Regions from separate parts of the Mus musculus genome. Here regions 1 and 3 are each linked to region 2. Evidence: chromatin loops called from intact Hi-C (ENCODE). Cell type or tissue: heart. All regions are shown on one strand. Region 1 holds the start of Arl4c (ADP-ribosylation factor-like 4C). Region 2 has its middle 65 kb from the start of Arl4c. Region 3 holds the start of Gm29538 (predicted gene 29538).

What was found. Peaks named below come from ENCODE experiments on the same cell type or tissue, not always from the same donor. Only the 100,000 strongest peaks of a DNase experiment are listed, where the experiment ranks them.
Region 1: a loop joins it to region 2, with 6 times the contacts of the local background. A loop is called at or near these places in 7 of 42 quality-filtered maps.
Region 3: a loop joins it to region 2, with 2.0 times the contacts of the local background. A loop is called at or near these places in 4 of 42 quality-filtered maps.

The regions. Positions count from the first base shown.
Region 1 is chr1:88,695,252-88,703,251 of GRCm38, reverse strand. Arl4c (ADP-ribosylation factor-like 4C) reads left to right here and starts at 1,061. Exons shown (of 1, transcript NM_177305.4): 1 at 1,061-5,027. The coding sequence starts at 1,588. The coding sequence ends at 2,166. In heart, a CTCF peak has its summit at 775; DNase peaks (open chromatin) are centred at 951, 2,061, 2,731 and 3,691; H3K4me3 peaks cover 4,082 bases; H3K27ac peaks cover 3,692 bases.
Region 2 is chr1:88,632,886-88,640,885 of GRCm38, reverse strand. No RefSeq gene overlaps it. Among named protein-coding and RNA genes, the nearest start is that of Arl4c, 65 kb to the left of the region's middle. In heart, a CTCF peak has its summit at 4,950; a DNase peak (open chromatin) is centred at 5,035; H3K4me3 peaks cover 528 bases; H3K27ac peaks cover 2,676 bases.
Region 3 is chr1:88,461,328-88,469,327 of GRCm38, reverse strand. Gm29538 (predicted gene 29538) reads left to right here and starts at 6,709. Exons shown (of 3, transcript NR_166084.1): 1 at 6,709-6,810. The region is part of intron 1 of Gm28888 (a long non-coding RNA gene); the gene reads right to left. In heart, a CTCF peak has its summit at 3,443; no DNase peak of the experiment used is centred here; H3K27ac peaks cover 1,163 bases.

The DNA of each region.
Region 1 (8,000 bases), 62 kb before region 2:
TATATATAATTTTTAAGATCACAAATGATAAGCATTTTTATTTTCTTTCCCTGGATTACATTTGCAACCTTTTCTGACCCAGAAGCCTGACCTACACAAATGTAAACCATTTTCCCCTTGGCTGTCATCTCTAGTTCCCATCATCATCAAACCTGTGTCACTCATAATCACCCCCCCCCCGACTTCCCTCCACATGCAGAAATAATATTCATTTGCTACGTTTTACAAGGTAGGATAAAACCACTGAATGGAGTCACGAAATGGAACCCAGAAAATATGTATTTGTGACTCATCACACCACCAGCTCCAAGCTAGCTAGGGTCTTCTAGTGACCTAGCTTTCCTGAAGCCTGGTCAGGTGATTTGGACCTCCCCCATCCCCTACCCTCACCCCATCCCTGGTAGGTTCTCAAGGTAGAATGACAAAGGTTGCTTTAAGACTAACCTAATCTGGGATGTCAGCAGAGTGGAGGGGGTGGGGAAGGGGTGGGGAAGCATAAAGCAAGGCTCCAAAATGGGTGTCTGAGAAAGAAATGTCTGGAGTTATCTAGGCAGGTGGGTGGTAGGTAGTCTTAACTGAGCCTCCTGGGCACACCCTAGACTTAGGGAGCATACGCATCAAGGAAGAATAGGGACCAAGACACTAGGGCACCAAAGAGCGTGAAACCACGCGGTGGAAATGGATTAGGAGTGGGCAGCAGCAGGGCTGCAGGCTCAAGGAGGTCAGCTCCTCTCCTCCGCCCTCCTGCGTCGGTGCCGCAGTCTCACCGCCCTAGCCCTCTGCAGTCGCTGCCTTTGCCCGGCCAGCTGCGGGCTAGGCCCCGGGCGGGGGTTCCGGAGCCCGGAGCTATTTTTAAAAGACGCGTCACCGGATTGGGGAGGAAGAGTCCGCGTCCAGGCCCACAGTCGGCGCGCGGCCGGCGGGAAGGGTCGCCTGGGCGAGTTTCGAACGATCGGAGCGCGCGAAAAGACGCAACCGACCGAGAAGACCCCGCCTGACCCCGGGAGACCGCGGGGCGTGGCGGGCGAGGGGCGTGGCCTGTGGGCGGGACTAGAGGGGCGGGGCCGGCGCCCTCCGGCCGCAGCAGGCTGGTGGCGGCGGCGGCGGTAGCAGCAGCGCCTAGTACTGCAGGGACAGCAAGGCAGCTACGCTAACTCGGACGCCGGGGAAGCCCGCGCCCCGCCTGCGCCTTTGCGGCGCTCCCGGGAGCCGGAGCTAGAGCAGCTCCGAGGTGCGCCGAGACCAGAGGCTGCTGCAGAGCCGCGGTGCGGGAGAGCCGCAGGTCGAGCCGGGCTACCGCGCAAGGCGCAGACATCCTACACCGCGGCGTCTGTCCGTGGCGGCTGCGCGAGAGACAAAGCCTCCGGAGAAAGATGCCCGCGGAGCACGCACCAGGCGGGCCAGGGAGCCGGCCCCTCCGAGCCTAAGCGCGCCTGGCCGTGCGCCGCGGGGACGCCGAGACCCCACCGGGTCCAGCAACGGGCGGGGCCCAGGTGCGCCCGGCCGCAGAGGGCCTGTGACTGCTCGGGGGGCGGCGCCCTCCCGCCGCAGCCGCAGTCGCAGTGGCCGGCGCCGCAGCGAGGAGCCATGGGCAACATCTCCTCCAACATCTCGGCCTTCCAGTCTCTGCACATCGTTATGCTGGGCTTGGACTCGGCCGGCAAGACTACGGTGCTCTACCGGCTCAAGTTCAACGAATTCGTGAACACTGTGCCCACTATCGGCTTCAACACCGAGAAGATCAAACTGAGCAACGGCACTGCCAAGGGCATCAGCTGCCACTTCTGGGACGTGGGCGGCCAGGAGAAGCTACGGCCGCTGTGGAAGTCCTACAGCCGCTGCACGGACGGCATCATCTACGTGGTGGATTCGGTGGACGTGGACCGGCTGGAGGAGGCCAAGACGGAGCTGCACAAGGTGACCAAGTTTGCGGAGAACCAGGGCACACCGCTCCTGGTTATCGCCAACAAGCAGGATCTGCCTAAGTCGCTGCCGGTGGCCGAGATTGAGAAGCAACTGGCGCTGCACGAGCTCATCCCGGCCACCACCTACCATGTCCAGCCGGCGTGCGCCATCATCGGCGAGGGCCTCACCGAGGGCATGGACAAGCTCTATGAGATGATCCTGAAACGCAGGAAGTCTCTCAAGCAGAAGAAGAAGCGGTAATGCGCTAGAGCAGCGATCTGGAGCAAGGCTGAGCGAGCAAGCCAGTGAGTGAATGAATGGACGTCTGGGTTGAGCGAGAACCCGCGAACAAAGACAACGAACCAAAGCGATGATTCGAATTTTTAAAACACGATCTCTGTATCCAAATACAGGACTTGGAGACTTAAGCCGGGTGTGGAGGCTGCATAGCCACCCATCTCGTCACCTGCCCCACCCCCCCACCCCAGCTCAGAGGACCTTTTGTCTATAATGCTTGAGCTACCGGTGGGATAGGGTGGGGGGGACCGGTGGGGAGTGGACGTGAGGACGCAAGGGTCCCGTGGTGTGCCCTCTGGCCCCAGGTGGGAAGCTTGGATGTCAGAGAGACAAAAGCGATTTCTTCTTGCTCCAGCAGGGCCAGAAGTTCAGACTGCCCAGCCCCCACTGCGGGGGGGAATCACGTGTGAGTTACCTGAGGTATGCAGTTCACACAGAACCCTGGGGGGGGATACCCGAAAGGGGACGGGTAGGCGCTGGAGTGTACTGATGGGAGGGTGGGGATGACCGCTCCTTTCATTCTGGAGCTATGGAAACTGAGTAATTTTATGGCACAGGGCAGGTCCCTGTTGCGATTTCATTTGTCCTACTCTGGGCCCAAAGGAGGTGGTGGTTTGAGGCCATCCAGAGGACTGCCTCGGACCATGCGGCAGCTGGAAGGCCCAGGATGCTGTGTTTCTGGACTTGGCTGGGAATGGCCTGGAAGACGCCACTTTCCAGGGGTGGGTGTGTGTGGTTTTGTTGAGAACTGCTTTTCAGCCTGGGATGAGACCTCTTCCAGATGGCCTAGGCCCTGTCCGTGTGCAGGTCATTCTCTCGTAAAGAGACCAATAAAACAAAGAACAGAAAAACCATTGGAGGTGGTGGCAGTACAGGTGCTTAAAGGGTGAGGGTCTCGACATTAATGCTGTGTGTGTACGCGCGCGTGCGTGTGTATGTGTGTGTGTGTGTGTGCACTCGGTACTGCATAATCGGCATAAAAACTGGACCCTCTGGGTGGAATTTAAAAATCTCTCAGCCTACTGATTGGTTTGGAAGACCACACCAGCTACAGATGTGTGCTGAATTGCAAAATGGTTTTCTTAACAAGGGGGAGGGGGTCTGATAATAATACACGTGGTGATAGGTTTCAGACATTTAAAAAAAAAAACCAACAAAAAACACTTCCACAAATAAATTATCTTCACCTTAGGAGAAAAGGACTTTGCCCTTTTGTGGCCCTTGGTACTGCAAGTGAAGACATGTTCAGATTTCTGAGCTGGGTCTTTGTGACCTATCTGGTTTCAGTATTTTACTCAAAATGTGTCATTAGAATATTTGATATCACTCACCAGAAGAATAAAACCCCACCTTGTAAAAGCTAACCCCGTTTGCATGGAATTGAAGAGAGGAAAAGTCTAGAGGAAGAAGTCCTTTGGAAATCACCCTGGTGGGAGCCGGCCTGGCCTCAGAGCCAGCCAGCACTTTTGGTTAAAGGCAAACAACAATGAGTGCTTGAGAAGAGAAGGAAGCAGGCGTGTGACGTCATGGTCACTGGTACTCAGGCACTTCACAGTTTACTTGAAAGAGGCTTTGGAAAATAGATGAAGTGAAAGAATAAATACATATTTTTTAATAAGGTAACTTTAAAAATCCTTTATAATCCGGAGTGAGTCTTGGCTTGTTAAAAGCTGTCATTTATCTTGAAACACAGTATCAAAAGAGAAATTTACAACTGACTTTGTTTCTTTTTCTTTTAATTTCCCCCGCTGAATCCATGTTTTAGGGTAGGAGTTTTTGTTTCCCTCCATGGCAACACATTGCTGTGCAAAGGAAGCCATGGTTGTGAATGAGCACGGAGTTGGTCACAATATGAGCCCATCCCTATTGTCCTTGACACTCTAGGAGTCAATTTAAGAACCATAGGCAGAAATCATGGCTTCCTGCTTGAAACCCGATCCTTAGAAGATTGTTTTGAAAGCTGAAATCTAGCGGCCCATGCTCCTTTCTTGTGTGTTTGATAGCCCTCCAATTTACTGGTCTTTTTTGTATACAGAGCTAAGCAGTGGTTAGCAGCCTGCAGGATCTGTTTACACAGCAACTGTGGATTATTGGCTTCTCCGTGGCTGGTCCCATGGTCTGAAGATTCTGTATAGAATTATTAAAAAAAAATCCACCTTTTTATTTTCTTCACAATTTCTTAAGCACTTTGACATTTTGGTAGTTCCACGATATGGAGAGAATAATATATTTATTTTGTGACATTGCATATGCCAAATAATGTAGCTTTCCTGTGCTCACAATGCCTGTGTTCCAGGTCAGTGTCCGATCCTGGCCTGCTTGAACAATGGCTTGGGATGGGTTTGTGATGCCCCCCCCCCAAACCATGATCAATACTTAAGGGTGCAGTTGACTGTTAGTAGTTGTGCAGTAAAGTCAAGCCCTGTGGTGTATCAGCAAATAGTTAAAAAGAGTCTCGGTTGATTTCTGTAACGTTTGACCTAATGAAATACCCATTTCATCTGTGACAACACATAGCCCAGTAAACATCACTGTGGTGGTGCCATGGGGGAGTTCCTAGTGACACTTCTGCCCTTTGGGTTCCCGTAGAGGAATTCGGCCTCCCTGAGCAAGGTTTGGAATGAATGGTTTCTGATAGACACAGGGAGGCCAGTTTGGATTGAGAGCTTATTTCTTCACATACTCTGTGGCGGTGTTGGAACCCCTGGCTTCCGGTTTTGGTTTCCCTGTAATTCTGTCTTCTCTTCTCTGTTTCCATTCCCCCCTCCCCTTTTATAATGCATATATGATGCTGTGAACAGAAATAAACTATTTCTACAATCAAACAGTTGGAGGCGTTTTCTGTTGATTTGTTTTTTTCTTTCAGGTTTCTTGGTTCATTTTCCAAGCCTCTATGGAACCAGGGAGTGGACCGTAAGGTGTTATCTGAGTTCTAGTGAGTTCCAGAGCCTCACTTGTCTGGTGTGGGCTTTGCTGAAGTCTGGGTCCACCCTGAATGGTGGATGCAGAGGCTCAGCCACTCATGCCTGTCTATTGTGTCATCTCCCTCCTTCCATGTCTTGCCCTTGCCTATCTACAGCACTATTGGTTATTTGAATGATCCAGAATTGTTAAACACTTTGAGACTCCTACCTGTCCACTACTCTGGAGCCTCATACTGCTGGAACGGTACAGTAAACAAAGCTGCCCAGTGTCAGGGTTGTTGCCCCTGTCCCTCTCGTTTGAACCCAGTGAAGAGCTCTGGGATTTGATTCCTTTCCAGTGGATACTGCAGGCAGACAGATATACGCCATGCTCTATGTCGCTGAGAATTGGCTCGCTTTTTGAAGAACAAGTGTTGGGGTGGGAATCAATGAAAGCTTTGGAAGGTGCAATGAGGAGCATATAAGAGCCCTTTGTAGGCATTCAGCTACAACTTAATAGTTACGGAGGAGGCATGAGGAGGCCTTCATAGCTTTAAGTCTGGAATGAGAACAGGTCTGGTTCTAAGGTTGGGGATGTAGTCAGCTGGGTGCTTGGATAGCATACATGAAGGCCTGGGTTTGATTCCCAGCACTGTGTAGATCAGGTGTGGTCATACTTGCCATCAAACTTGGGGGTTTGAAGTAGGAGGATCGAGAGTTCAAGGTCATCTGCTGCAGGTCAGGTTCAACACCAGCTTAAGCTGTGTGATACTAAAGTTCCTGAGGACCCAAGATTTTCTTGAATCTCACTGACCGGGAAGCCTCAGTTTCTTTGTATGTAAAACAAGATAATGGAAGCTTCAAGAGTTGTCGGGAAGATAAGCTGTTCATACAGATAGAGTGCTCAGGCTACTTGTCCTGAGCAAGTGCTCAGTAGCTTTGGGGTTCTGTTTTTGTTTTGGAGGAGTCCTTTGTTGTTTTCTTTTTTTTTTTTTTTTTTTTTTTAAAATTTATTTATTATATGTAAGTACACTGTAGCTGTCTTCAGACACTCCAGAAGAGGGCGTCAGATCTCGTTACGGATGGTTGTGAGCCACCATGTGGTTGCTGGGATTTGAACTCCGGACCTTCGGAAGAGCAGTCGGGTGCTCTTACCCACTGAGCCATCTCACCAGCCCCTTTGTTGTTTTCAGAGTATGTGTATGTGTGTATGTTATGTGCACCTGTGCATGGGTAGGTACACACACGTGTGCCCAGAAGAAGATGTCAGATGTCCTGTTCTGTCACGCTTCATCTTATTCCCATGAATTTCAGGCACATTCAGCCATCCCCGGCTTCTTGCCTGAATTGTGTGGATTTGAACTCAGGTGTGCATGCTTGTGCACCAAGAACTCACACCCACTGAGCCCTCTCGCCAGCCCCTGGGCTTTTAGTTACTAATCGCGAGAACTGCCATGTGTAGAGTGTGAATAACTCATCAGATTGCTGGCCTTTCTATTAGCCTGTTGCTAATTAGTCTGTCTGCTCCATCCCTCTTGGCATCCTTGAGCAACCAATAGCCAGGCTGCTGGCCCCAGACAGAGCATGGAATGAAGTCAAGCATCTCCAGCCGTCCCAGAGCCTTGTCACTCAGAGCTGGGAATGGCTACAGTGGGTGGCTCTCTAGTTCCTTTCTTTGAGCATACCCAACACTGCTGGGTTGTGAGTCCCTTCTGGCAATGGGTAGATTTACTGATTGCTGATGTTTAGCCTGAGGTTGAGCACATAGTAAGTATTCCCTAGATGTTAGTCAGATGACTTCACTCACATTAATTCATTTTAGTGATAAGTGTGTTAAAACGGGCATCTAGATCATAAATGTTTTGTTTTCCATTAAATGGGTGAGAGTTAAAATGAAAGTAGACAAAATATCAATATCATTCTTCCAAGTTACTGCCTTGAGAAAACCTCACAGAAATGGTTAGGGTTGTAGCATGTGACACGGACACAATGATGAATATGGTTCTGTCTCTCGTTTTAAGAGATGGTCAGGAAATCAAAAAGAGGGAAGACCAATGGGTGGATACTTCATTCCTCCTTAGAATAGGGAACAAAATACCCATGAAAAGAGTTACAGAGACAAAGTTTGGAGCTAAGACAAAAGGATGGACTATTCAGAGACTACACCACCCAGGGATCCATCCCATAACAAGCCACCAAACCCAGACACTATTGCATATGCCAGCAAGATTTTGCTGAAGGGACCCTGATATTGCTGTCTCGTATGAGGCTATGCCAGTGCCTGGAAAATACAGAAGTGGATGCTCACAGTCAGCTATTGGATGGAACACAGGGCCCCCAATGGAGAAGCTAGAGAAAGTACCCAAGGAGCTGAAGGGATCTGCAACCCTATAGGTGGAACAACAATACGAACTAACCAGTACCCCCGGAGCTCGTGTCTCTAGCTGCAAATGTAGCAGAAGATGGCCTAGACGGTCATCACTGGGAAGAGAGGCCCCTTGGTATTGCAACCTTTATATGCCCCAGTACAGGGGAATGCCAGGGCCAAGAAGTGGGAGTGGGTGGGTAAGGAAGCAGGGTGGGGGGAGGGTATAGGGAACTTTTGGGATAGCATTTGAAATGTATATAAAGAAAATATCTAATTTAAAAAAACATTTTAGAAAATGAAAAAAATTGGTCAGGATATGGTTTTATCAACTGTATCACTCCAGAAGCTAATTATTCAAAACTGGCTTATACCCGAAACCCGAAAATGCTGCTTTAAGTGACAGAACCCTCAAAATAGCTGAGAACGGACTTAGGGGTTGTTTTGTCCCTATAAGACTAAAAATAAGGAAGTCAAAATAAGCGAAGAGCGAAACCCTTCACTTACATTTCTGCAACCTTAACCTTGCC
Region 2 (8,000 bases):
TGTGCAGGTGTGAATACATGTGTCTGCAAGTATATGTGGCAGTCAGAGGTCGACACTGGGTATCTTCCTTAATAGTGTGCCACTTTTTCTTCTTTTGAGACAGGGTCTCTCACTAACCCGTGAGCTTACCCATTTACCTAGGCTAGCTGGCCAGTGGGTCCCCAGAGATTCTTCTATCTGTTCTCCTCCAGCCCTGGAATTACAGTTGCAGTCTACTGCACCTGGCTTTTTGTGTAGATTCTCACCCAGGTCCTCCAGCTTCTATCTAGAATGTTACTGGTTGAGCTATCTCCCTGGCCAGTCCGAGCGCTTACATGCATAAATCATGTTCTGCAGGTACTGAAGCTGCCGTGAGCCACACGTAATGCACACGCATTGTTGAACCAGCCTCGGGAAAGGCAACTGGTCCTAACTGGAGAGTCAAAAGGCACCGTTTCAGAGCACAGCTAACAAATTCATGGTTTTGTTTCATTTATGTATTTATTTGCTATGTGTCTTCCTCCCACCATCACAAGAGGGATTTCAGAGCCAAATTTCCGAAGACCAGGCTTTTCAGAATGGTGTCATTTGTATTCCTCCCCTAGAACAGGGGCTTCAGAAAAAGAATGTGAGCTATGCAGGGGAGAGCCAAGGAATGTGTGTGCCCCTTAGAAGGACCTGCAGGTCAGAGGGAGACATCCCTGGAATCTGGCTTTGAAGGCAGAAATCAGTGTGATGGATGGATGGCAGGAAACTTGAAAGGAAGCTAGGGGCGGTGAGGCCAGGCTCCAGCAAGCCAGGGACTTCCCCGGCCAGGGAGAGAGCCCTATGGCCCGATCTCAGATGGTGAATCACCTGCTCAAGCTGTTCCTACGCCTCCTGCACCCAGGAGCTGGTGCACATGCCGAGATTTCACCACAGTGACATGCCTGCAAGTGGCAGGTGGCTGAGTAAGGCCCCCAGGCTGGCCTGGCTGACCCTCCCACTGTGCCCTATACAGGCCCTTGGATTTCCCCATCCTTTCGTGTTGAAATCAAGAGACAATGGGCGGGCCTCAGAAGATATGTTTACCTTTGTCTCCCAGGAGTTAAGTGTTCATCCAGAGATGCAGCTTTCTCAGCGAGGTCAGGTGAGAGCAGCTACTCTGCAATGAAAAGGAAGGTTTGGTTGGGGAAGACCTATACACTGCCGCTGCCTGGACAGCTGCTTCTCTGAGCCAAGGACGGGGGAATCTTCCTGTAAGTCCCAGACTCACACAACCTGGCATCCAGGGGCTGGGTACACAGTGTTGTAGCTGTTTTCCCTAACATGCCTTGCATTCCACAGAAGTGACTCAGTGCCAGCTGCACAGAGCCTCCTGCCTGTGACTTTGAAGGCCCTCCCCACCTGAGGAGGACTGTGGTCTTCCAGGAACAGCTCAAAACCCAGCCTCAAAACAGCTTTTGACTCCCAGGTCCTGGGACACAATATGCTGTCTTCTCCCAGCCCCTGCCTGGGCTCAGCCATCAAATTGATAAGCTCCTCCCATTCGTTATTATGTAATTGTTACCACCCTTTATAAAGACCAAGTATCATATCTGGGACAGGAACTCATGGAATGAAGCATATATAATGAGTGGTGGGGTGCTTTTTGCACTTACTAGGGTTTGAACCCAGGACTTCAAGGTGCTAGTCAAATGCTGTATCCCTGAACATCTCATCTCACTGATGTGTTTTATAAAGACCAAGGATATGTTTTATAGAGTGCAGGATGATGCAGTGGGAGGGGAGACCTCAGCAAGCCTATGCTGAAGCATCCCTCACCCTGAGGTACCAGCCACAGGACGGTCTAGTATAGCATAGAGTTTATTTGGGAGCATGGGAAGGGGAGCTGAGAAGGGAATAGAAGCAGAGGAAGAGAGGGGACAGAGAAGGACACAGAAGGGGTTGGGGGGAAGAGGCTGGCCAAGAACATATGGAGAGGGAAAGATAGGGGTCAGAGAGAAGAAAGTCAGAGAGTCAGAGAGAAGGGGCGAGGCCAAACAGTTCCTTTTAAAGCAAGCCAAGCCTACCTGACTGTTGCTAGGTAACTGTTGGGCGGAGCCTAGAAAGAATGCCAACACTCACCACCTCTGTTTTTACTGCAGATTGCCTCTACCAAAGTCCATGCTGACAGCTAGATTTTAACCAAGTGGTGCCTCGTCATATAGGCCAGGCTAGACCCCATGGGTTGATTACCTACACTGTATAAAATGCTCCAGGCTCGCTTACCTACCCTGGGCCCATTTTTTTTTTTGAGTAGCCCAGCTTCCCTCCATTATCAGATGATTTAATTTCTCTAAGAATTGCAAAGCAGCACATCACTATGGCCGCCGTTTGTATTTCTCTGACTATTAATAATATCATGCTCATCTTTGTATTCTTATTCATCAGGTCTCTCCTGTGATAATGACCTATGATTGTATCTGATTTACATAAATGCATAGAGGTGCATACTCAGTACACACACACACACACACACACACACACACACACACCTGTGTACATTCAGACACATCCATACATCTGTATACCTATAGCCATCAGTCCCTGTGTGTATGTATGTGGTCTTGTGTGAATACACACTTACAAAGCTCATGGATTTGTAGAAGTTAAGGTTTCATTCCTCACGATTATCGTTACCAGTAACCTATTTCACAACCTTTTTGCAAGAATGGAATGTCAGAGCCTAGCGATTGCTTGGCAGCATCCCCCCCTCCTCCCTCAGATACTGACAGATACCTACTGGGACTTGGCAGACAGGATTTCTCACCTGAAAAGGGAATTAACATCAAAAGGGTTTGTTGTTAAGGTATTGGCACCACAGCCCTGCTCCCTGCCCTGTTCCCTGCCTCCCTCCTATTACTGTCAAAGAAATGAAGCAGAAGGAAGAGGGAACAAAATGGGGCAGTGGGAAGAGGGCAGAGTGGGGGAACGAGGGTTCCCCAGGATGTCAAAAGAACTGATGACAATCTAGCCCAGCTGACCCCCAAGGAGGTGAGAACATTGTCTCAACCCTAACCTCTCCATGACCATAGTATGTCACTGAATGAGGAATTTTTGCAGTTTGTGCAAAGATCAAGGATGAGGACTCCAGCCTTCAAAGTCAAGCATTCTAGCAGCATCTTGCTATCCTTAGGCCTCCCAGCTGTGATGGTTGGTTAATCTAGAATCACCTAGGAAGAAAGTCTCCATGAGGGGTCTCTTAAATCAAGTTGATTTGTTGGCATTTCTGGCAGGATTGTCCTGATTGTGTTAATCGAGTTAGGAGGATTCATCCACTGTGGGTGGCACCATTCCATAGGCAAGCATTCTGGAGCATGTGAGGGTGGAGAGAGAAAGTGAGCTGAGTGTGGTTATCCAAGCATTCATTGTTCTTTGTTACCTTGACTTCCTCAGGATGGTAGTCCACAACCTGTAACTGTGAACTGAAATAAACTCTTCCTTAAAGCTGTCAGGCCATTTTATCATAGCACCACAAAAGGAAACTAAGATATCTGCCTTCCACGTAACAGCCACGTTTGAACCCCAGGCCTTTCCTTCAAGACCTCCCTTGTTCTGACACTTGTGTGAGTGCTGCAGATTTTCCCAGAACCCCCAGGGAAGTGTCTCTAGGGTCAGTTCCAATGATGTTCCTGCTTTGCTACTTTCTGGCTCTCTGCTTTCTTCTTTAAAAAAAGGAGAAGAAGAAGAAGAAGAAGAAGAAGAAGAAGAAGAAGAAGAAGAAGAAGAAGAAGAAGAAGAAGAAGAAGAAGAAGAAGAAGAAGAAGAAGAAGAGAAGAGAAGAGAAGAGAAGAGAAGAGAAGAGAAGAGAAGAGAAGAGAAGAGAAGAGAGAAGAGAAAAAGGAAAGCTTTTTCTAGGCTATGGAAGATGAAACTGAATCAGGAAGCTGTGTCACTTGGTCTGCAGATTACAAGCCCCAGCCAGAGGCAGGGTTCCTACAGACATCTAAGCACTGAGCTGTAGGTGACACACTGACCAGAGGGCAAGCTTGGGGTGCTCTCTCTCTCTCTCTCTCTCTCCGCCTCTCTCTCTCTTTTCTCTGTCTCTCTCTCACACACACACATCCTTAGCAGCTTCTCAGAGCAGGAAGCAGGGTGACATTTCATCTATCGAGTCCTTAGTGAATCTCCACACATGCCCAGTGCTGACATATCCTTCTCTAGATGAAGTCTCATGATCACATACAATGCTGGCAGGAAGTCCATGTTTAACATCTGCAGCTAGAACCCTCTATGAGGAAAGTCACAGTATCATTTTGTCTGGATTTTGGAAAGAAAGGGTCTGTGATAGAGGGTGGGAAGACCCACAGACAACAGATCCAGGACAAGAATAAATGCAGGCTCTTGCTGTGTGACACCCTTATTGCCCTCAAAAGAAAGAAGGAAAGACCCCTCTGGGCCTCTTTGGAGATCCTGCCACGCCATGCTATCTGTTTCTGGTGCTGGGGCCTCAAGTTCCTGCCGTGCTGTGGTTTGAACTCCTTAAGTTCTGTCTTACTAATTCTCCCATCCTCCCAGCCCCTTTGCAATGACCGGCAAGAATGGGTAGATAATCCAAACCATTGTTCACCAGGCACGAGGCTATATATGTTCATTTTTATCCCTATGTGAGCCGGGAGCATCTCTATCCTGTCTTAGAGAGAAGAAATGGTTGCTTTGGGGGAATGCTTGGCCCATGTACAGCCAGGTAGCAGAGAGCAAAGGCGGGGCACCGGTTGTCTGGCTCTAAGTTTGCTGCAATGGAAGTGACTTATTCTGTTCATGAAGGTGTCATCAGTGCAGAGCAGGGTAGGGTCTGCCACCCTGTGTTCTCAGTCCAAACCCACTGGGCACCTGTCCTCTTGCTTAACCACAGTCCACACTGTACATTGAGGCCAGTCTCTAGCCCCGACATCCCCAGAAGGGCGACAGGCGCGGGGCGCAGCGCCGCCTTATGCCCCAGTGCAGGAGGCATTTGGATTTATTTCTCCAGCTGTGGGGTAAATCCAGGGCAGTTTCTTTTCTAGGCTCACTATCAACATGGCCTGCGCCTGTTTCCTCTCTGCAAAACTTCACCTCATTTCTTATTGAGTCCGCACTTCCTTCTTTTGTGTAAGGAGTCCCCCTATTTCCGGTCAAGCCTTATTTTTTTCTTTCCGTCAGTTACTAGTTACTGTTCAAACAAGTGTGAGTTTCCCGCTTCCTTCAGAGCTGAGCCCAACAGCTTCATGGGACACTCCCAGAAGGGGACATCCACAGGGGACAGTGTCTTTGTGGTATTGGTCACTTTTCTTATGAGAAATTATCTCAGGCAGAGAATGAATGTAATGGAGTTCCTTTCACAATCATTTTGAGGACGTTCGTTTTTTAAATTTAAATTATTATTATTTCTTTGGAAATTTCATACATGAGTACACTAGTTTACATCATTTCCCTGCCCCAACTCTCCCTGCAACTTCTCCCCAAGTCTACCCTACACCTTCTATAATTTATAACCTCTCTTTAATTATTATTACTGCATACATTATCTATATTATACACACATATACAACATACTGAGTGCATTTAGTGGTACTCATATGTATATGTGTTTAAGGCTGACTGCTTGGGACTGGATAACCTATCAAGGGATTGCCCCCCTGGTAAAGACTGATTGTCGTCTCGGTAGCCATTGATTGTCTGTAGGTCTTCATCTAGGGGAGGGGCCTTGTGAGATCTCCCTTATCCATGCTGGCATGCAAACTGGTGGTGTCGTTATGCAGGTTTTGTTTAAGTGGCTGTATTATTGAGATTTCATGGGTATAGCTTCTTAGAAAGGTCACTTTAGAATCTAATTTACCTGGGAACCAGAAGGTCTTTTTCCCCCATAGAAACTGAGATAGACTGGGACTGTTTAATGATGGACTGTTTTTAATGAAAAATAAAATAGCAATGCCCTAGATAATTATGCAGTTTTAAAAGCATTCCAGTACACTGAAACACCAGTAGATTTCAGGTATAGAGAGCAGTGACACATGCAGACAGTAAGGGGAACACCTCCTTGTTCTAACCACTCCAGACGTCAAACGCTAAACCTAACTTCTCTTGCTTCTTCTCGAACAAGTGTGCTGACAGCCTGGCTTCCCTGTGTTGCTCCACCAACCCCAGTGAGGACTTGATCAGCCTTGGTATGCCTTTGAATGCATGAGTAAAACCCCACCATAGAACTCACACCCCAGGAATCCTCATTTCTTTCAGTTTCCTCCACAACAGTGGTTCTCGAATTCTCTAATGCTGAGACCCTTTAATATAGTTCCTTGTGTTGTGGTGACCCCCAACTATACAATTACTATTGTTGCTACATCATAACTGTAACTTTACTACTGTGGTGTGTGTGTGTGCGCGCGCGTGCGCGTGCACGTGTGCATGTGCCTGTGCCTGTGACTGTGTCTGTTTTGAGATTGAAGTTTGCCTAGAGGGTGGTGACCCACGGGTTGAGAACTGATGTTCTGCGACCAAGAGAGGATGGCAACCATGGAAACCTAGATGCAGAGTCAGGTACTCACTCGAGACTGGAAAAACTAGATCCAGTCCATTGCACTTCTTTGTCCATTGCCCGTATTGCTGTACAGAGGAAACACACATGAGTCTAGGCTTAGCAGGAGAAAGGACCATTCTCTCAACTCCTAGGCTGAGATACAGTCACGTTTATTTCTGGAATAGTCTCCTCCTGATGGGCATTACTCATGATAGTACTTCTTGTGGCCTTTAAATTCTATGAGAGATTCCATCTTACATTTGAGGAAACTGAGGCAGGGAGCAGGAGTAAGCAGGCCACTCCAGGGAGCTGATGTACAAGTGAGGCCTGAAAACAAAGAAGGATTAAGGGCTCTAAGGATGGTCACTAGGACAGTTGCAATCCCTGGAGATGATCTGTGGTCTGGGCTGAGTCACTGGGCTGGATAGCAAGCAGAGAGACCTTGTCACTGTTTGGCCAGCCTCTTGTGCACCTCACACTCAACTGCCCATTCAGAGGACATGGAGACAGTTATGTATTTGGGGACATGCCAGATCTTGGGGGACATTCACTGTGATGGAACTTGCCCAGAAGGGATACAAAAACTCTGAGACTGAAGAAGCTAGTGTGATGACCTAGAAGACTAGAGTGTGAAGGATGGAGGAGTGGGTAGGGACAGGTCCTGCCATCGGTCCTCATTTCCTCTGAGTGCCACAGCATGGTGTGGCTCCAGCAGGAAAGTGACAGGGTCGTGCTCTGAATAACATAAAGATCCCTGGAGTTGGGGGCAAGAGCTCTGGCTGCTTCTGATATCCCCGGGCTTCCTGGCCAGGCACTGCCAGTAGCCTACCCCCTCCCAATCACATCTGGATGTCTCCCTCAGGAAGAGAGAGGATAGTCAGTTGATGGGTGAGCCCTTCACTGTGGGGGAGTTTTACTTGTTCAGTGACCACGAATCTGGGATTAACTTATTGTTCTCACTGCCCTGTCATTTGTCCCTGAGCATCGGTGTGGCCCTGTGCCTTACTGAGAATGCAGACAAACTTTGATTAAATTCTGCTTTCCCAGTAAATACTGGTGCGTTTGTCAGGAGTTTGTTTCTTTAGATGGAAGCCAAATTGTGTGCTCTGCAAGCTTTTCAAATCTTCCAAGGGAACAATGGAGTTCATGACAAAATGAGAAAACAATTAACTATGGCAGGAAAGGGGACCTTCACAGCACAACCTTCGTCTGCTATTTTAGTTGCCAGAGGAGAAATGTGGGGGTCTCATCGTCATGAAGTCAGCCAGTGGAGTGGTTTTCATCTTTTGTTTTTTTGAATTTCAGAACAATGAAATGGCCCCAAATGTTTACATGGGCGCTGGAATTGTTCCACATGGGAACTATGACGTCGTGTCAATACACGGTGATATGGACATCTCTCAGTCACCAGCATGAAGGAAGGGAAGAGGTCAAGGCAAAAAGTTCCCAAGAGTCTCAGCATCCCAGAGTCCAATTAAGCCAATCAGAGGGAGGGGGAGGGGGA
Region 3 (8,000 bases), 170 kb after region 2:
TCCCGGCAGGGAAAGCAGGGCAACACCCAGGAAAGCATGGGAGCAGGAACAGAGAGCTGGTGATCACATTGATATCTCTACTCAGGAAGCAACGAGAGACCAGAAGAAGCAGGAAGAAGCCATAAAACACCAAAGCCCAATCTAGTGGCATGCTTCCTCCAACAAGGCTCCACCCCCCAAAGGTTCCATAAACTCCCACCAACACCACACCTAGCTGCAGACAAAGTGCTCAGGTACCTGAGTACATGAGTACACTTGCCATTGAAACCATCACAGGTGAGCAAGCGCCACCCTGACCTCAGGGACAGTGGGTCTCATTGGCAATATCGCCCAATATCGCCCAAACACTGTTCCCATGGGAGAACCAGCACATGGTGCCTCTGTAGAAAGAGAATGCATGGCTGCTCAGTGTAGACAAAATCCACCCCAGTTATAAACATGGCACTTTATCCCAGAGAGAAAAAAGTGCTGTGGAAGGAGCAACAACGGCCCAGGCCAACTAGTAAGGGACTGCCAATCATGACACAAAGACAGAAAAGGGTCCTTGTTGTTGAATAGTGCTAGGAAACAGCTTGGAAAGATCTGTCTCCACAACCCTTCCCAGCATCTCTCAGGACCTCTGTTTTGCCTCCTCCCTTGAGTCCATTTTCACATTGCCATGGCTACAGCACACCTTGGATTTGGGTTGTACGTATGCCTGTGTGCTTCACAGTGAGTCACTCCAGGAAGGAGTCCTAAACTAGTCTAACAGCTCAAACACCTTCCTTGCTTCCAAACTTAAGGTCACCCTGGGCACTGACCTGGAACAGCGAACAGCTAGAGAGCAAAAAAGCATGGTAGCTGGGACAAGCCAGCCAGCTCAAGACATAAACCACTCAACTCTGTCTAGTTCCTGCTGTACAGCTGAAATGATAGCCATGCAGACCTTCAAGGGATGTTGGGATGGTGACCCACTGGGCAGGGCCTCTACATTCAATGTCTGTCAGCCACACCTGTTTCCTGCAGTGTGCTATCCTAGGGCCTTCACTTCCATATGCGTTCTTACGCACGTATGTACTTTTCCCTTAGGATCACTGCTTGCTTTACGAAGCATGTATTTCTCACAATATCTGAGGCTCGGCTTCCCTGCTTAGTTGAATCCCAACTCCTTCCAGGATACCATCTAAATCCAGGGGCCGACCCCTCAGATGCTACAACTCTTCTAGCAAGGCCACACCTCCTAATCCTTACCAAATCGTTCACCAACTAGGGACCAAGCATTCAAATGTATGAGCCTGCAGGAGCCATTCTCATTCAAACCACCACAGTGTGTGACTACACCCAGGGCTGTGAGGATGGCCCAGAACAAGTTATTGGAATGCTGGAGGGCTTGAGGGGCTCGGATGTGGAAGGCTTTAAGAAAGGGGCATTTGGAGAGATGCCTCAGGGGATAAGATGCTTGCTGTGCTAGAATGAAGACTGGAATTGGATCCCCAGCACCCATGCAAAAAGCCAGGCTGGCACAGTGCCCATCTGTAATGCCAGCACCCTGAATTATAGCCACCTAAAGCTGGCTGTCAGCATTAGATTGATTGGCAAGCTCTGGGTTCAGTGAGAGACCCCACCTGAGTAAATAAAGTGGAAAGTGATTGAGACATCAACCTTTGGCTTCTACACGTGTGTGTTCATACACTTGTCTCACACACAGACATGAGAATACACACACACACACACATATAAGGTACATACACATTCCAGAAGAAGAGGGGGAGAGGAAGAGGAGGAAGAAGAGGAAGAAAGGGAAGAGGAAGAGGAGGAGATGAGGAGGGAAGGGGATGAGGAAGGGGGGAAGGAGGAAGAGGAGGAGGAAGAAGGGGAAGAGAAGCAAGGGCAGCATTTTGGTTAGTCAGGACAGTCTGAAGGCTTGCTAGTCACCGCAGGGTCACATCTTCTTGCCAGTAGTTTAAAGTGTGAAATTTCAAAAACTTGGTTTGAGAGATAGCATGTTTTGAATCTGAATGGCACAAAAATTAAAAGCCGGATTTAAAGTCTGCTGGCAGAGGAGATCAGACAGAGGAAAAACTCCCCATGCCACCATGTCTATCCTCCTGTGAGAGAAGCAGACTCCCGGGGCTGAGTTCTATGATGTCTCTGAGGCTGGATTTAATCTAGAATGTCTCAGTTGGTGGCCAAGAACCTTTGAGGGTTATGACTTTGGCATTAAAGTGGCCCCAGGGACCATGGAAATTCCACACTTGACACCTGCTTTGCTCATCTCTTAGCTTGATGTGCTATGAGGTGCCTTTTAAGTCCCACTCAATATCCCTACGAAGACACGACTGGAGTCAAAACTTTGCTTGGATTCGGGAGAGTGCTCATTGAAAGAAAAGGTTCACTGGCTGCCAAGGTAACCCCTGGGCATTAAGAATGAGGCGGCTCGCCCTTTTCAATGAACAAAGGGAAGGTGTGGCAATTGATGGCTTTGGTGAAAGTCAAAGAAACTTTCCAGCACAGTCACCCGGCAGCTTCCTTCCAAGAGGGCTGGAGGGAGGGGAGTGGGGTGGGGCTAGCCAACTTCAGGAACCTCTCCTAAAATGACATCATTTTTTTGCCACCAGGCACTCTCCACAGGGAGGCTTGCCCATTTTATGGCTGCTGAGAAATGACTGATGGTACTCACCTCCCTCTATAGATGCATCTAGACTCTCTTCAGAAAGGATGCTGACTGGAGGGGCACCTCAGTGCACATGTCCTAAGTCTTAATTCTCAACAGCTGTAGCCACAGCCCTGCTCACTGCCTTTCCTTATGTGGTCGTTCTGACTCTGTAACCTCAGCATAGGAAACAAAGTCCTATTAATCCAGCTGAACACATCTGTCCATGTTGGTCATCTTGACTGCCTGCATCACTGGCCTGTGATTCTGCTCAGCTGAGTATACCTCAGCAAGCCTATCTGTGCCTCAGTTTCCTTATCTATAATGACAATGATGGCACCAGGGAGAAGAAGGCCTAGTCAGCAAAGCGCTTGCCACAAAGGCATCAGGACTGGAGAAGGTTCAGTTCCCAGAACTCACAATAGAAGGCCAGTCATGGTGGCACTTGTTTGAGATATCAGTAGTGGGAAGACCTTGACGAATGGAACTCTGGAACCTCTTTCTCCCCAGCCCCACTCCTGGAAGGTGTCTGACCTTGTTCACAAGTGACCTTATTCACTTGTAGCTTCAGCCCAAGATGGGGAAAGCTAGGATGGTGACTACAGTCACGGGGTATAGAGCTAAAGCCTTCATCAGAGAGGTATCCATGGAGACATCCTCAACCCTCAGGAGTATTACTGCCTCACTTGTCCCCTGTGGATGACTAGTACCCTCCTCCAGGGCCACAGAGTGGGGCTGGGCAATGCAAGGCCTACGCAGAACCCTAGGCTAAGGTTGTTGAGCCGTCTTGATGTCTGCTCGCCATCTAGTGCTGGCCAAGAGTAACTGAGTCTCTACTATTGCAACCATGGATATGCATACATCACAGGCTGCAAGAGGGTGTCTCTTACCTGTGGGTTCTAATCACAGTGATACCTCTTTGTAGGCCTGCCTCCTGGACCATGACCCCTTTGTGGCAACACTGTCTCCATTTGTTGGGCAGCTAAATCCAGAGGCCAGGTTCCACTGCCTTTTAGGGGCACGGGAGCCCACTCTCTGACTTCTTCAGCAGCATGTTAAGTCAGATGTTCCAGATTTTGCTGCCAAGCCTCCTCATAGCCCTGATCGTGAGGAACTGAGCCTCTGTCAAGAGTTCTCTTCGTATTTTTAACTTGTTTTACTCCACGGATCCTCAGGGAAACTGCAACAGAAGATATAAAAGACAGGACCGGCAGCCCTGAGTTTGGGCTTGTATGTATTTGCCACAGGGATCGCTGCTTCCCAGCTCACATGTAATCTGTCTTTCTTTTCAAATGCCCACAATGTTCTACACACTATACTTAAGATCCAAGAATAGAAAGGCAGCAGAGAATACCTAGGCTCTGTCCCCAGGGGCAAAACCAGCTATAAAGAAAAGCTCTGATGGTGGAGGGAAACAGATGTGTTCAGCCTTTGATATCACCATCAGCAGAATCCACGCAACTATGTTACAAAAGAGAAAACGATAACAAAATTGCCAAATGGGGAGCTCATGATGTTTTACCCGCGAGGTTCTCAACCTTCAGAATGCTAAGACCCTTCAATATAATTCCTCATGTTATGGTGACCCACAACGATAAAATTGCATTCATTGCTACTTCATGGCTATACTTTTGCTAGTTATGAATCATAATGTAAATATCTGTGTTTTCCCATTGTCTTAGGCGACCCCTGTGAAAGGGTCATTTGACCCCCAAAGGGGTCATGACCCACAGGTTAAGAAACACTGCTTTAAGCAAAGTTTACAATTTTGTGTGTGGGCCCATTCTTAGTCATCCTCAGCTGCCTGGGGCCTCACTGGCAGAAGACTTTCCTTCTATCCTGAGTACCTGATATACAGTGCCTGGAATAGCTTGGGAGGCCTAATGCCCTGGTTGCCTCCAGCAAGCAACCTCAACAGAGTCTGGGCTATTATGTTTCCAAGCCCCGCCCTCCCCTCCATCATGTGACTGCCCCAAGGAGAATAGTCAGGCTTCTCTGGAATGTGTCAGCACTGATGCCTCCAGTGTCCTGAGAAAGTGTCACACAGACTACTGCACGTGCTTAGGTGGTACAGTCTCTCCCGGGCTTCTAGAGCAAAGGGCATCTAGGAGTGATGACGGCATCATGGTTTTATATTGCAGACACATGGGAGTCAGACAAATGGGCCAGGAAGGAACTTCTATGTCCTTCTCAAGTTTTCTAGACATGGGTCTTGAGGAGTGGGAAGAGGGGACACTGAATGCTGACAGTCATCAAACAGAAGTGGAGTTTTTGTTTTCATGAGTAATCACTGGGCAGCCAAGTCTGGGAACCTAGACCAGACCAGCATGGTATCCAAAAGAGCTTGTTAGAGAGCTGACTCCCAAGCTTCAACCCTGACCCATTGAATGCGGTCGATCCAGGGGTGGGGCTGGCTATCCATTCTGGAAGTTCTTATCTGAGCTGTTTGAGAAATGCTAGCTATACAGACACAGTCATCACTGTTTATGTAAGCCCATTCCCAGGTCACAAGGGAGTTCCTTGGCCAAATAGCTTGACCTTCAACATGAAATGTGAAGGGGTGGGGGCTGCCCCTCTTCACTTCTACATGGAGAGCGAGGAGAGTAGAAGAATCCGAGGAACCTATGAAGCTAAGTGTTTCACAGTTAGAGGCCTTAAGACAGATGTAATCAGACTCCTCGTGGAAGCCACAGATGCTGTGGTCACAATTAATTTACCTTTAGGGAATGGTCCTACTTGAACAATCCTGGGAGGTTGGGACCTTCCCCAACCAATAAATTGGCTGTCGAGATTGATATGAACTGAAATTTTCTCCAAAAGCCCCACGTGTGTTGGAAGCTCTTCAGACTCGCTCACGGAAAAACCAGGCGATTGTGGCGAGATGGGGCATTGCAGATCCAGAGTGAGAATTGTATTGAGCTATTTTTAGTTCCAGTAGTAGACATTGTCCAGAAACCTCTGCATCTAACCTAACACCTTTGTTAGAGGTAAATTTTATTTTACTTCAATTCTTTGGGCCACTAGCTTCCACCAACCCAGAGCTTAGAACACCACAGAATAGCTGAAGCCTGTAGCAGAGATTTCTCTGCTCTGCTGTAACCCGATTCTTTGAAATCCTCACCAATGTATTTAGCAAATGCAACATTGTATAACATTCTCTTCCCCACTTGTAGAACCTCTTGCACAGTGGAAGAGTGTTATTCAGAGCAACCCCAGTCTGTGTTCCCATGGCAGCTTCACTAATATTTGGCTCAGTACAAACTGGCCCTCATTTCCTTTGGAGTAAGAAAGGTGTTTGTGTCAACACTGTTAGGCTCACCGCCAACACACAGGTGTTCACACATAGGCAACCCATGGTAGGTGGCACAGGCTAGTCAGTCTCCCTTTCTATGAAGGGAACCTAAACAAACCTTCCAGTACAGCTTGCTGGGAGTCGGGGGTACCAGGGTCCTCCAGATAGACTTCCTTGATCATTTTGTCTGGACATAAGTAGCCCTTCTTCTCTGGGTGACCCAGAAGAGACCCCCTGCCCGTTCTGAACCAGGCAGTAGAAGAACCCGTTATTCTACTAGGCAGGCTACGTGCTGGGATTTCAGAAATTACCATGTTCAATTGGCAGAGATGACGAGGACTTGCCCTGACTTTAGTCGGTGCTCAGAAGTTTCTCCAAGGTCCATTTGTGAGCTGCCTTGTGAAATCCAGTTTCATCAGGAACCCTGGGAAGTCAGGTGAGCAATGGCTGGGCTCACTCTGTCTGTCACTCACCCTCACCCTCTAGCATCCAGCAAAAGATGTCAGACCACTAATACCTTCAGCAGGAATCCTGGGAGGCCAATTCAGCCAGAATGGTCAGGAACCCCCAGTGTGTTCCACAAGGAATCATTCACCACCACCTGCCCCGCCCCCATCTGTTTCCCATTTACCCCTCCCTCGTGCCCATAATGTCTTTTGGTCTTGTGCCATCTCTTTCCCAGTTCTAAATCCTATTGTGTTTCTGCTCCCCTCCCAGTGGTTCTGAGCCTAGTCTGCCCGGGCTTTAGCAGGTGTTATTAGTAACTGTAGCAACAGCCACAGCCACACAAACACTGCCGCCCCCCTCCGGAGCACAGGAAGGAATGAAGAAGTTCCACCTGAGCCTCCCAACCACACTGGCTTCCTTGTGGTCCCAGCTGTCTAGAGTAAGAGATCGATGGGGTCTGGGGCAGAGGGTGGGGGTGGGGTTGTAATTCAGACATTCTATAGAATCAATAACTTCAGACAAGAGTTCTTGTAGAGCAGAAATCAAGCCTGAGAAACAAACCACATGGGTTTAAGAAGTTGTTAAACTGGCCAGTCCTGCAGTGTGAGTTCCTGCTACCTGGTCCCAGGCAATATTCAAAGGTAGGAAAAGAGTGTCCGATCAGGGGGCCTTATTGTAAAATTAGACCCATAGAACACTTTGTATTTAAAAGGAATTGAGACCTAGTCTGTTGGCCTGAAGTTCCTTAAGTGAAGCACAAGACTGGGCCTGTTGATGGCCAATCATGGATTGTGAAGGGCTCATAGGGCCCCACCCCTCCCTGATGAACTATAGGCAACTGATAGATTGTGGGGGAGGGAAGTCTCTGCCATCATTTGTGTGTGTGCCAAAAGGGTGAGCCCACCAGGTCCCGGAGGGTGGTTCCAAACCTGGGCCACTCAGGGTCCTGCTTAAAAATCACAGGTTCACCAAACAATAAGGAGCATGGAAAGGGCCCTGGGAAGGAGGAGAAAGGGGGGAAGGGATGACTGGATGGGAGAGAGATGGGGGACAGGAGGGGGACAGATACACTGTATACACAAATGACGGTGCCAACAACAAAATCAATGTAAAAAAATAACCTCTAAAAATATTAAAGGAAAACCATAAGACTTTACAAAGTGTAAAGTCTATCCCCACAAAATGTGAAAACCTAGGGCCACAAACGCCCTTGAGGTAAATGGCCTCACTAGTACTGCTCAGAGTGAGGAACCACCAACCCAGAGGCCAGATAAACGCAATGGGGACTGTGGAAAATTACCCACCAATAAAAAGGGGCATCTGTGCAACAGTATGGATATGTTTTGTAAAATGTGTTATGGTGCAGTGGGAGGGGGTGCCTTAGCGGCCATGTTGAGTCCCCCCCCCCTTCCAGGTACCAGTCATAGTCTAGGATAAAATGAAGTTTATTTAGGGGCATGGGAAGGAGAGGTTGAAGAGGGGGTAGAGGCAGAGAAAGAGAGGGGACAGAGAAGGGGACACACACACACACACACACACACACAGAGAGAGAGAGAGAGAGAGAGAGAGAGAGAGAGAGAGAGGTCAGAGAACATGAGAGAGGAGAAAGTCTTTTTATAGCAAGCCAGG